2 separate regions of the Mus musculus genome follow, and region 1 is linked to region 2. Evidence: chromatin loops called from intact Hi-C (ENCODE). Cell type or tissue: left cerebral cortex. All regions are shown on one strand. Each heading gives the region's core, and the rest is flanking DNA. Links, peaks and the distances in the headings are about the cores only.

Region 1 (6,096 bases), core at 1-5,000, 65 kb after region 2:
GATGTCACGATGGTTCTCATCGCTCATCATCATCATGTTCATGAGCATCCCGTTGGCCGAGCGGGTGCTAGGGGTAGCACACCCTCAGCCTCGGGCCCATGAAGGGGCTGCGAGCCCACCCTGCCGGCCCCACGCCACCCTGCCTGCCCCTAGTCTCACTTGAAACCAAACACGATGACCTTGGAAGCGTCGCTAGGCCACTCACACACAGTCAGGTACAGGTCACTGTAGATCTCCTCGTCCTGGAAGAGCCGCACCTGCCGGACCTAAGCGGCATGCTCCATCAGTGCGAGCCTAAGGAAGGGCTACACCAGAAGCACACTAGCTAGAAAAGAGCTCCCATTGCAAGTGGTCCAGACACTCTCTGGCCTGAGCCAGAGAGAGCCCTGCAAGCTGGAGGGACCCTGACTGAATACATTACCTCTATGCCCATGGGAACAGAAACTGAAGTCGCCCTACCAAGAGGCAGGGCTCCAGGAGGAATGCTAAAGCCACTGTGACAACCTGTGTGAATCTAAGAAATCTGCCTGCATCCTGGCCCAGGCCAAGGCTATCAGATGGGCTATATGTGATACCTAAGCCAAACGAAATCACCAGTTTGACCTAAAAATTCAGCAACTCTCCAAGGGTCGCCCCACTGGTACAGCACTGCCATTTACACACAGGACACAGGCTGACTGATACAGGAGCAGCTGAGGCCTGCTGTCTGAAGGGTCAGCCCAGTGCAGGGCCTAGTCCTACCAGCTTGAGCTTGCTGTGGACGTTGAACTCCCACCAGTAGAGGTGATATATGTAGAAGGAGAAGTCGTCATCCCCACTGCTGCTGGTGTAGGAGAGGACATAGCGGCCACACTTGGAAAATCCCAGGAAGATATGGCTGTGGGCAGAATGGGCAGATGAGGACACGCCCACAGCCCGACCTGCCACCACCCAGCCTAGCTTCAGCCTCACCCTGCATAGAGAAAATCCTCATCTACGATGTTCTTGAGGGACACGCAGACCCTGGGGGGCAGCTTCCGGAAAAGACGAGGTGAGAGCTGCCCACTGATCTGGGGAAGAGACAGCCAGGGCTCTTTAGCCAAGCAGCCTCCCAGCCTCCTTCCCAGAGGCCGAGGCTTCCCCAGGCCCACTGCTGGGGCAGATGGAGACACCAAAGCCAAGTGACCTTACAAAGCACCCCACCCCCACCAAGGACCCAGGTTACATCCCAGCCGTAGCCCCGTTTGGATCCAGAGTCCTCCCAGCCCTAGCCCTACGTCTCCCTGTGGAAGGATCCCTCACTGGGACAACTGACTCCTTCCTGAAAACTGACGCATGAGACTAGGATGTGGGGCCATGCATTTATCTGCCTGCTCCCAATTAGCCCACAAGGGGACCCATCTCTCTCTTGATAATGTAGTTACTGTGCAGACTACAACTCACAGTAGAGGCGAGGACAGCTTGCAGGAGTCTCTATGTCCTCTCACTGCGTGGCTCCTGGGGATCTCACACATTATTAGGTTTGGTGGCAAGAGCCTATACCTATAGAGCCTCCGAACCAAAAGCTCCCAGTATTCCCAATGCTCCAATCCATTATTAAGAAAACCCCTTTCTTAATTAACTGCCAATCAACTGTCACACCCTAAAACATCACCAAGGAAGGATCTGAGGAAACAGGCATAAAGCTGACCACTGGGGAGCTATTCTGGCCCGCCTTCAAAAGATAGCCATCTAGTGGGAAAGAAGGCCTGGCACCTTGCCCCTAGTTCATCTCGACCCATGAAGGGAATGGCTTTGTCAGACAAGCCTTCCTGAGAGGATATAACCCTTGCCCAGGGAGTGTCTAGGCTAAGGGCAGAGCCACAGCCTTGCTTAGGGAGCACCAGGAAAAAGCACAGTTCGCCCTTACCCAGTTCCCAACTTCCTGTGCACATAGACAATCTTGCTCCACAGCTGCCCACCTAACATTATTCACATCCCTGTCCTTTCAGGTGTCCTCTGACAAGGGAGACAGAGCCCTAAGTGGCTTCCACTTTGAGAAGACCTGGCCCTACTCTGGAAACATTCCTCCATTCAATGAGTGAGGCAGACCTAGGTACAAGCACTAGATATAGAGATGGTCAGAGCTTGGACAGACAGGGAGCATCCAACAGAGGCTGCCCATTGTCGGTAGCAGGGGCTCTTCAGGGGTTTGGGGGGGTAGCTCCAACAAGGGGCAGTGCTTTGAAAAATCGGTCTAAACCAAGGTCTCCCCTTCCTCCAGATTCCTCGGACAGCTTCTACAGTAACCCGCCCATCAGCCTCCATCCCCGGTCTTTCCTCCATGATTCTCCCCGGCCTCCGCCACCCAAGCCCCTTCCTTCTTCACTGATCTCGCCTAGCAGCCTTCATTCAAGGCCCCCTGCAGGTGACCCGCCTCACTGGCTGCACACAAGTCACCAACCTTCGCCAGCCCAGCCCGCGCCTCAGCACCAGCCTCCACACCGCCAAACCCATCCCCATCCCCACCGCCCGGCCCGCCCAGCCCCCTCCCGGCCCCGCCCCCCACCTCGCCGCGCCGCCCTCCCTCCGCCGCCTCCCGCGTCCCCTCCTCCTCACAACCGGGCGCGCTCGCCTCAGACGCCAGGCCTCACCTTGACTCGCTCCAGCTGCTTGAGAACGTGTTCCCGCCGCCGCCCCACCGCCCGCTTCCCCCCGGTCCCCCCAGGGCCTCCGCCGGCGCTCCCGGCCCCGCTGTTCCGCTCCGATTTCGAGCTGGGCGCCATTTTCACCCCCTCCCTCCACTTCCGGAGCAACCGGTCCCTTAGCCCCGCCCCTGGCACTTTCTGATTGGCCTTTTCTCCTTACTGCGGCCGGCCGGTTGGGTGACAGCCGGCATTCCTTGTCGCTTCCCGCTACGCTTGTCCATCAAAGCTATCTTGGTTTTTGGTTGGTAAAGATGGTAACAGCTCCCGCCTTATTCCCGCCCTTCATTAAAGATAAACCACTCAGAAACCACTTTGGCGCTCCTCGGCCAAAAAACTTCAACTGAATAGGCGAAGATTTCTGTCAGGCTTGACATTGTCACGCCCCTGAGTGGGTTTCCGTGGAAACCACTGGCCGTCCAGCGGCCTGTGGGCGGGGCTATGGGAACCTGTGGTCCATAAGGGCCAGAATCTCCAGCCCTGGCTCTGGCTCAGGCTGGGAGGGCCGAGGCCTGAGGAGCATCCCTGGGCAGCTAGGGAGGAGACCAGGAAAAGGCGGTGGGGAAAAAAATGGCTCGTTTTAAAACATCTTCCAGGCCGGGCGTGATGGTTCACGCCTTTCCAGCACTTACGAGGCAGAGGCAAGTGGATCTCTTTGAGTTTGAGGCCAGCCTGAGTGAGTTCTAGGATAGCCAGGGCTACACAGAGAGACTCTTGTCTCAGAAAAACAAACAAAGAAACAAAACAAAGCATCTTCCGGACGACGATGACGATGATAGCATCAGACAGATATCATGCTGTTTTTAAAAAAATTAATTTCCATGGGTCAGGCGTGGTTCTGAGTTTGCACCTCCTGTGGAAGGCCTGTTAAGCCTATCATACTAATTAATAATGGTAATAAATATTACGGGACATGACAGCTTCATGCACCAGTTTTGCCTACATTCACTCAATCTCTGCAATGGTCCTTTATTTTACACGTGGAACAGGCATAAAGTGAACTCCCCTGAAGACATGGCACTTGTGTACCCAGACTGCTGGCTGCTCTTTTTACAGCCACATTCGGTTTATTGAGAACCCAGCTAACAGGACAGGTCATAAACAAGGAAATGAGTACCTGTCCTTGAATTCCAGGTATGGGTAGAAAGGCAGTTGGATGCAAAGTAGCTTTGTGAAGCGGGGGAGGAGGAATATTCCAGCAAAGACAAAGGTTTCTGGAGAGGTTCAAGACTAACCTGCCATGATGTATGGATTAGTGATGGGGACACTGCTGAGAGACTTACTAGGTGATCTCTTCTTTATGCAAAGACTGGAGGGCTCACTAGCAGCCCCCCTCCCCCCAGCATGAGGAGAAAATATGACCATGCATGTGCAGACCCAGCCTCAGCTGAATCATAGACTAGTGGACCCAGAGCAGGAGGGAAAGGAAGAGCAAGGAGGCAGTGTGTGTGTGTGTGTGTGTGTGTGTGTGTGTGTGTGTGTGTGTGTGTGTGTTTGTGTGTATGTGTGTGCGCGCGCACAGTGTACAGATGAGATTTTGCCCATGAAAGTGTATGAAAAGACAAGAGGTCAAAAATGGTCTTCTCACTCTCCACCTTAATTTAGGGATGAGTTGTTTGTTTGGTTGGTTGGTTGGTTTTGGTTTTGGTTTTGGTTTTGGTTTTGGTTTCTTAGGGCCTCACTGTATAGCCTTGGCTGACCTGGAGCTTGCTATGTAGACCAGGCTGGCCTCAAACTCAGAGGAAACCACTGCCTCCTGAGTCTTTCACTGAGCCTGGAGTTTGTGATTTCTGTTAAGAAGCAAGATCCACCCAAGGCTGCTGTAGTGGGGAAGGAAACTTTAAGGAGAAACCTGTTTTACTGCCCCTCCTCATCTTCAGAACTTCTACTACAGACACTCCTTCCTCTAGGAGGAGGGGCTTACTTGCTCCCTGGTATGGGCACTTAAATTAGTGTCTTTATAGAATGAGGGGAGCTGGGCATGCGTGGTGCTGCCTACCTTTAATTCCAGTACTAGGGAGGGGCAGAAGGTCTGTGAGTTCTAGGCCAGCCTGGTCTATATAGAGAGTCCCAGGCCTACCAGGGTTATGTAGTGAGACTGTGTCAATCAGTCGATCAATAGCAAACAAAACAGAAAGTAAACGGAGGGCAGTAGAAGTGATCTGGCAGATAGCTCCTTAACCAAAAAGCAAAGTATGACTGTCAGCTGTGGGCCATGTTGCTCTCATGACACATAATAGGTCTGAGGAAAAACACCTTTTTGGTTTTTTTTCTTTCTTTTTAGTTTCTGTTACTGTTGGTGTGTGTGTGTGTGTGTGTGTGTGTGTGTGTGTGTGTGTGTGTGTGTGTGTGCATGCGTGTGCGTGCGTGCATGCGTGTGCGTGCGTGCAAGGACATTATGGCATGCTTCTGGAAGTCAGAAAGCAGCATTTATGATTGAGTCTCTCCTGTCTTGGATTCCTAGGTCTTTTATTTTGTTTATTTATTTTATTTTACTTTTATTTTCGAAACAGGTTCTCTCTACATAGCTCCGGCTGTCCTGGAATTCACCATGTAGACCAGGCTGGCCTCGAACTCAAAGATCTGCCTGCCTCTGCCTCCTGAGTGCTAGGAGTAAAGATGCTCACCACCACGCCCAGCCAACCGCGCCCAGCCAACTCCTAGAATTATGTTCTCTTGTTAGGCTTGTATGACAAGTGCTCCTTAGCTTGCTTGCTTTTATTTATTTGTTTGTTTGTTTATTTATTTATTTATTTATTTATTTATTTTGAAGATCTTACTATGTAGCCTTACTGCTCTGGAAATTTCTATGTAGACCAGGTTGACTTGAACTTACAGAGATCCACTGGCCCCTGTCTCCCAAGTGCTAGGATTAAAGCTAACCACCATCATATACAGGCCCCTTCTTTAACTTAATCTAATTTTCCTTAGAAAGGGTCTTGCTGTGTAAGGCTGGCCTTCAACTCTGGATCTTCCTGCCTTGGCCACTCCAATGCTAGAATGACAGAAACAAGCTACTACACATGGTTTCTAAGAATAATGTACCCTCTGATATCATCCCTAAATTTTATAATCTAACCCTGAGAACACACCAAATATTTGTCCCTTATTCAAGGACATTCTATATAAGACAATAGATGAAAAATGAGCAGAGGCTAGATATGGTGGCACAGGCCTGGAATCCCAGCATTTAAGAGGAACTGAGGAGAGGTCTCAGTGCTTCAGAGTATTTACTGTTTCTGTGAAGGTCCTAAGTTCAATTCCCAGTATCCACTGCCCATAACTTCAGCTGGAGGTCAAAGGGATTGGGGGGAATCTAGTGCCCTCTTCTGGCCTGTGTGGGCACCTGCACTCACAAGCACATACACACACACACACAGAGAGAGAGAGAGAGAGGTAATTAAAAATAACTCAGTGTTTTTATTTTAAAAAA
Region 2 (5,000 bases), core at 1-5,000:
GGTGTGCTAGCCCATATCTATAATCTCAGTATCCAGCAGGCAGAGGCAGGATAAGTTGACACAAATTTGAAACTAGCCTGGGCTACGTGTAACCCTGTCTTAAGGAACAAAAGTAGATCTATAGCAAGCAAGATACCAACTTTACATAAAAGGCAGCTTTGATCCTGCACCTATTGGCCGTGTCTTGTTTTGCCCTGTTCCTGGCTTGAGTGGTAGTCAGACCAGATTTAAATAACAACCAAACCAAACCAAACCAAACAACCTGGTCTTGGCACTTGAGTTTGCAGGCTTGATTCTAGAGCTGGGGAGGTGGCTCGATTGGAAATGTTTGCTGTGTAAGCAAGCCTAAGGACCTGCGTTCAATCCACGGCACACGTGTTAAATGCCAGACACGATGGCATACTTGGAACCTCAGTGCAGTAGAAGTGGAGATAGGTGGATCTCTGTGACTCACTGGCCAGCAAGCCTACCTTGGTAGGAAAGCTCCAGGGAAAGTGAGAAAGCATGTCTCAAGAAACATGTGGTCAGGGCCTCTGGCTTCCTCATGTACACACACCTAAACATATGTGAATACACACATGCACATACACAAACATTGATCTTTTTCAAGATTTTACGTGTGTGTGTGTGTGTGTGTGTGTGTGTGTGTGTGTGCGTGCACGTGTGTGTGCCTGAGAACATGACTTCATTTTCCAAGAAGCCAGAGGATTCCCTGGAAGTAGAGTTACAAGCAGTAGGAAGCTGATGTGGATGCTTGGATTAAACTCACATTCTCTTAATGTACTCTCTCCTAATCACAGAGCCATCTTTCCAGCCCCACATACATTTATCTTAGTGTGTGTGTGTGTGTGTGTGTGTGTGTGTGTGTGTGTGTGTGTGTGTGAGTACACCACAACACCCAGATGATGATGATGATGACGACGACTTCAAGATTCATTAGCCAGGCATGGTGACACACACCTTTAATCCCAGCAGGTGAATTCAAGTTCAAGGCCACTTTGGTCTACAGATTGAGTTCCAAGACAGCCAGAGCTATACAGAGAAACCCTGTCTCAAAACAAACAACCCAGTCTCAAAAAAAAAAAAAAAATTCCTCAGAGACCAAAAGAAGGCATTGGATCCCTGGAACTGGAGCTACAGACAGCTGTGGAGCTGAGATGTGGGTTCTGGAAACAGAGTCTGGGTCATCTTCAAGAGCAGCCAGTGCTGAGCCATCTCTCCAGATCCACATCCAGCTTTTTACGTGGTTCCTGAGACTGAATTCTTTCATTCAAGCTTGCTTCACCCCCTTGTCCCTTGTCCTCTGACCTCCACGAGTGCACACGCATGCACACATCTCACATACAGAAGGCTGGTCTCAAATTTTATATCTAAGCAAGGATGGCCTTGAACCGTCCCTGGCCCCCTTGGTTCCCATTGGGATTCCAGCTGCACCCCATCACATCTGGCTCATGCAGTGCTGTGGCTAGAGTCCATGACCTCGGACACTCCAGGGAAGCTCTATTTCTGGGCTGCACTCCAGCAGGACCTAAGAGCTTTGGAACATTGATTAAGGGCTCCTGCCCTGCTGCACACCTCCGGCTCCCTCCCCTGTGGCTTTGTAACTTCCTCCCCAGTGGAAATGTACAAGGATGAGAATGTGTAATAATTTAAGTGATTCCAGAAAACTCTAGCAGGGCACAATATTTAACACCTTCAATACTACCACTTAAGAGACAGAGGCAGGTGGATCTCTGTGAGTTAGAAAGTATAAATGGTATACACACATGCATTTACACCATATACAAACATATATGCCTTTGCACGCATGTGTGAATACACTTACCTACATGTGTGCATGCATATGTGTATACATACATTCACGTGCAGGCACCCACACACATCTGCATGTTCACATGCACAATAAACACATGTCGAACTAAATGGATGACATTTAGCTGTGTGGCTCAAGAGTCATGGTATGTTTTATTCCTTGTAGAGTTCAGCCATGCCCAGCAGATATTAGATGTTCAACAGAATTTTTTCAGTGCTGAGTGGGGAGCCTGGAATCTCATACACTCTTGCTAAGTATTCTGTCACTGAGTCCCCCTTTAAAACTTTTTGTTCAGACTAAGTTGCCCTGAACTCACTCTGGCTGGTCTTGAACATGCTTTCTTCCTGCCTCAATCTCTTGAGCAGGTGGGATCATAGGTGTGGGCCACCTTGAATCAGGAGACTAGGATAGGCTCTTCTACCTGTTGACAGCAGCGCAGGGGCAGCCCGGCAGCGTGCTATGGACATAGACACTGAGTCTAGTACATGTGTTACATCTTGCCAAGCTGCACTGATATCATGTCCTGAATCCAGACCTTCATATCTTCTTTCTCCTGCCTGTCCCAACCAACACACCTCAGAACCCCTACAGGCAGACCCCACCAACTCCTGCTCGCACAACTAGCGCTTCAAGAGAGCTCTGCAATCCTAGAAAAAACCTCCAGGGGGCAGCAGAGGAAGCCATTGCTGCTGATAAGTTCCCAAGCCCCTTTGGTCATGAGGCTCACCTTCCAGACAAGCAGGGCTGCCCGTTTGCCAGAAGTTTCACAGACGGTCCCCGATACCCACACATCTTCAGGATCTGATGAGGATGAGAAAAGACAGGTGAAGTTAGATGAACAAGACTGCCTGGCCTGTGGTGGTGGTGGGCTGAGGCCCAAAAGTGCAAGACAAGTGGAGCTGTCCTCACCTAAGAATGGCGTCTGGAAGGACAGGGGCGAACTCCACTCGCCCCATGGATATCCGTTCTCCACCTGGCAGCGGCCAGACACCTGGTAGCAGGTGCCAGGTTCCAGGTTCTGCATCTCAACAGGAGTCAGCCCATCTGTCTTCAGCTGGGGCTCCAGCTGGGGAAACAGATGGGGCCACCCTCTGTTGAGAAGACTTTTTTCTTCTTTTTCCAATGCTATGGTCCTGGCTCTGACACAAGGCTAGGCAGGACCTCTATCATTGAGTTACATGAAACCTTTGGGGTGTGTGTGTGTGTGTGTGTACAGATGTATGTGTGTACAGATGTTGATGTTGTGTCTTCTGTTGCTCAACATCTTATTATTTTTAAACTTTATTTACTATTGTGTATTATTGTGTATATTGTATACGTGGGGAGGGGGTCAGAGGACAAGTATAGAGTAAGTTCTCTCCAGCTACCTTTGTGTGGGTCCCTGAAATCTAATTGAGGTCATAAAGTATTCATGACCACTGCCTTTCCCCACTGAGTCATCTCCCTCTTCCTCCACTTCATTTTCTCAGCCAAATGTCTCCCGGACTCTGGAGTTCACTCATTTGTTAGACTGGAAGGTGGGTCAGTCCTGAGGTCTGCCTGACTGCCTCTGCTGAGGTTACATGGTGCCACCGTGCCCGCCTCTTTCACTGGCTGCGGGGCCACACGCTTGTGTGTCAGGTACTGTTTACCGAGCCATCTCCCAGCCCCCGCCTGCGCGTTGGTCCTTTTATTTATTTCCTTTTTTTGAGACAAAATTTTAACTGATTAGGAAACCCATGCAGGCCAGGTGTGGTGCTGCACACCTTTAATCCCAACATGGGAGGCAGAGTCAGGTGGATCTCTGTGAGTTTCAGGCTAGCCGGGATCATACAGTACCCATCCCCCAAAGCTACTTGGGCAGAATTTAGGGATGGCAGCGAAACCCCGTCATCCTGGCGCTCAGGAAGACAAAGCTGGAGGACCATGGCTTTGGGCCAGCCTGGCTACATAGCCAGACTCTATCTCAAAAAATAAGCAACAAATGAACCAAGTTGCCTGTGAGGCCATCTATGAAGGACTTGGGGTGACTCCGTGATAGGCACCAAATGAGACTGTGCTCTGTAGGATTCGGGATGCTGTCCCATCCTCTGCAGAGAGAGTAGGAAGGAAGCCCAGACACTCACCCGGGTCCATGTTTCAGCCTGGCATTCCTTGTACCGGAACTGACAGATGAGAACTTTCTGCGGTGGCCACACGGGCGGCGCCCACTGCACAGTGGCCTCCAGGGTTGCTTCCTCAGAAATATCCACTTGAGAGAAGATCTGGGGTGTGTCTGGCTTCACTGCAAATGGGAGGCCAGAGTGCACTGAGCTCAGGCCTTCAGCCACCCTCCCACGCTCCCTGCACTATGCCCCCCCCCACCCCCGCCCACGCTTCATTACTTTGGGTCTCCAGGTTCACAGAGACAGAGGACCACAGAGGCCGTCCCTTTTGTGTCCCCCAGATGAGGAGTTTGTCAGCCATGGTGAACTGTTCCCGGGGAATGGTCACCCAACTCTGTTTGGAAGGCACCTTCACCTCCCAGACTCTATTGGGATGGCTGTGAGGAGAGATTGGGAAGAGATGCTCGTTGGCACAGCCTAAGCCCCAGGCTAAGCTTCCAGCCCTGCACCAACTTCATGCCTCACCCTGCTCTGCTTGGGGTCTGAATCCCTTGCTCTTAAGTCAACACCGTGACCTGAGGAGAGTGACTTAACCTCTCTGTTCTTCTTTAAAATGTATGCAGTACACCTACTTTCTGAAAGAACTCAACAGTGGGCCGGGTGACTGACAGTTTACACCCGACAGTTCACAGCTGTCATCCCAGCACACAGGAGACGAAAGCAGGATTGTTAGAGGCCAGCTTCACAGGGTAAGACCCTGTCTCAGAAAACATGCTGTTCCCCGGGGCTCCTCCCAAGGTGCTTTTTCTTTGTCCTTTACTTAGCGCAATTGAAATGAAGTTTCCAGATACACTCTCCCCTGGACCCTGAACCCCAAACCATACCAGAACCAGCTATTGTTGTTGTGATTACAAGCGCTACACTGACTTTTTTTTTTTTTTGAGACAGTTTCTTACAGCCCACGCTGATCTCAAACTTGTTGTGAAGCTGAGGTCGCTCTTGAACTCCTGATTTTCTTGCCTCCATCTTCCAAGAGCTGTGTTTGCAGGTGTGTGTCACCATGCTGCTTAGAGTGAACTCAGAAATTCAAGTTACCTGCCCGA

Evidence for each region. A loop is a pair of places that touch in the nucleus more often than their neighbours do. Peaks named below come from ENCODE experiments on the same cell type or tissue, not always from the same donor. Only the 100,000 strongest peaks of a DNase experiment are listed, where the experiment ranks them.
Region 1: it touches region 2 in a loop (2.7-fold over the local background); 11 of 42 quality-filtered maps call a loop at or near these places.

The regions. Positions count from the first base shown.
Region 1 is chr8:84,102,005-84,108,100 of GRCm38, forward strand. It overlaps Dcaf15 (DDB1 and CUL4 associated factor 15), which reads right to left and starts at 2,793. Exons shown (of 13, transcript NM_001357322.1): 1 at 2,613-2,793; 2 at 952-1,049; 3 at 742-877; 4 at 160-266; 5 at 1-67. The coding sequence starts at 2,744. In left cerebral cortex, for the core only: CTCF peaks have their summits at 1,419 and 2,373; DNase peaks (open chromatin) are centred at 1,750, 2,413 and 2,940; H3K4me3 peaks cover 1,570 bases; H3K27ac peaks cover 1,019 bases.
Region 2 is chr8:84,036,756-84,041,755 of GRCm38, forward strand. Il27ra (interleukin 27 receptor, alpha) reads right to left here. Exons shown (of 14, transcript NM_016671.3): 3 at 4,177-4,334; 4 at 3,919-4,076; 5 at 2,723-2,879; 6 at 2,541-2,614. Among named protein-coding and RNA genes, the nearest start is that of Il27ra, 3.3 kb to the right of the region's middle. In left cerebral cortex, for the core only: a CTCF peak has its summit at 2,476 (motif pointing right); DNase peaks (open chromatin) are centred at 2,482 and 2,840.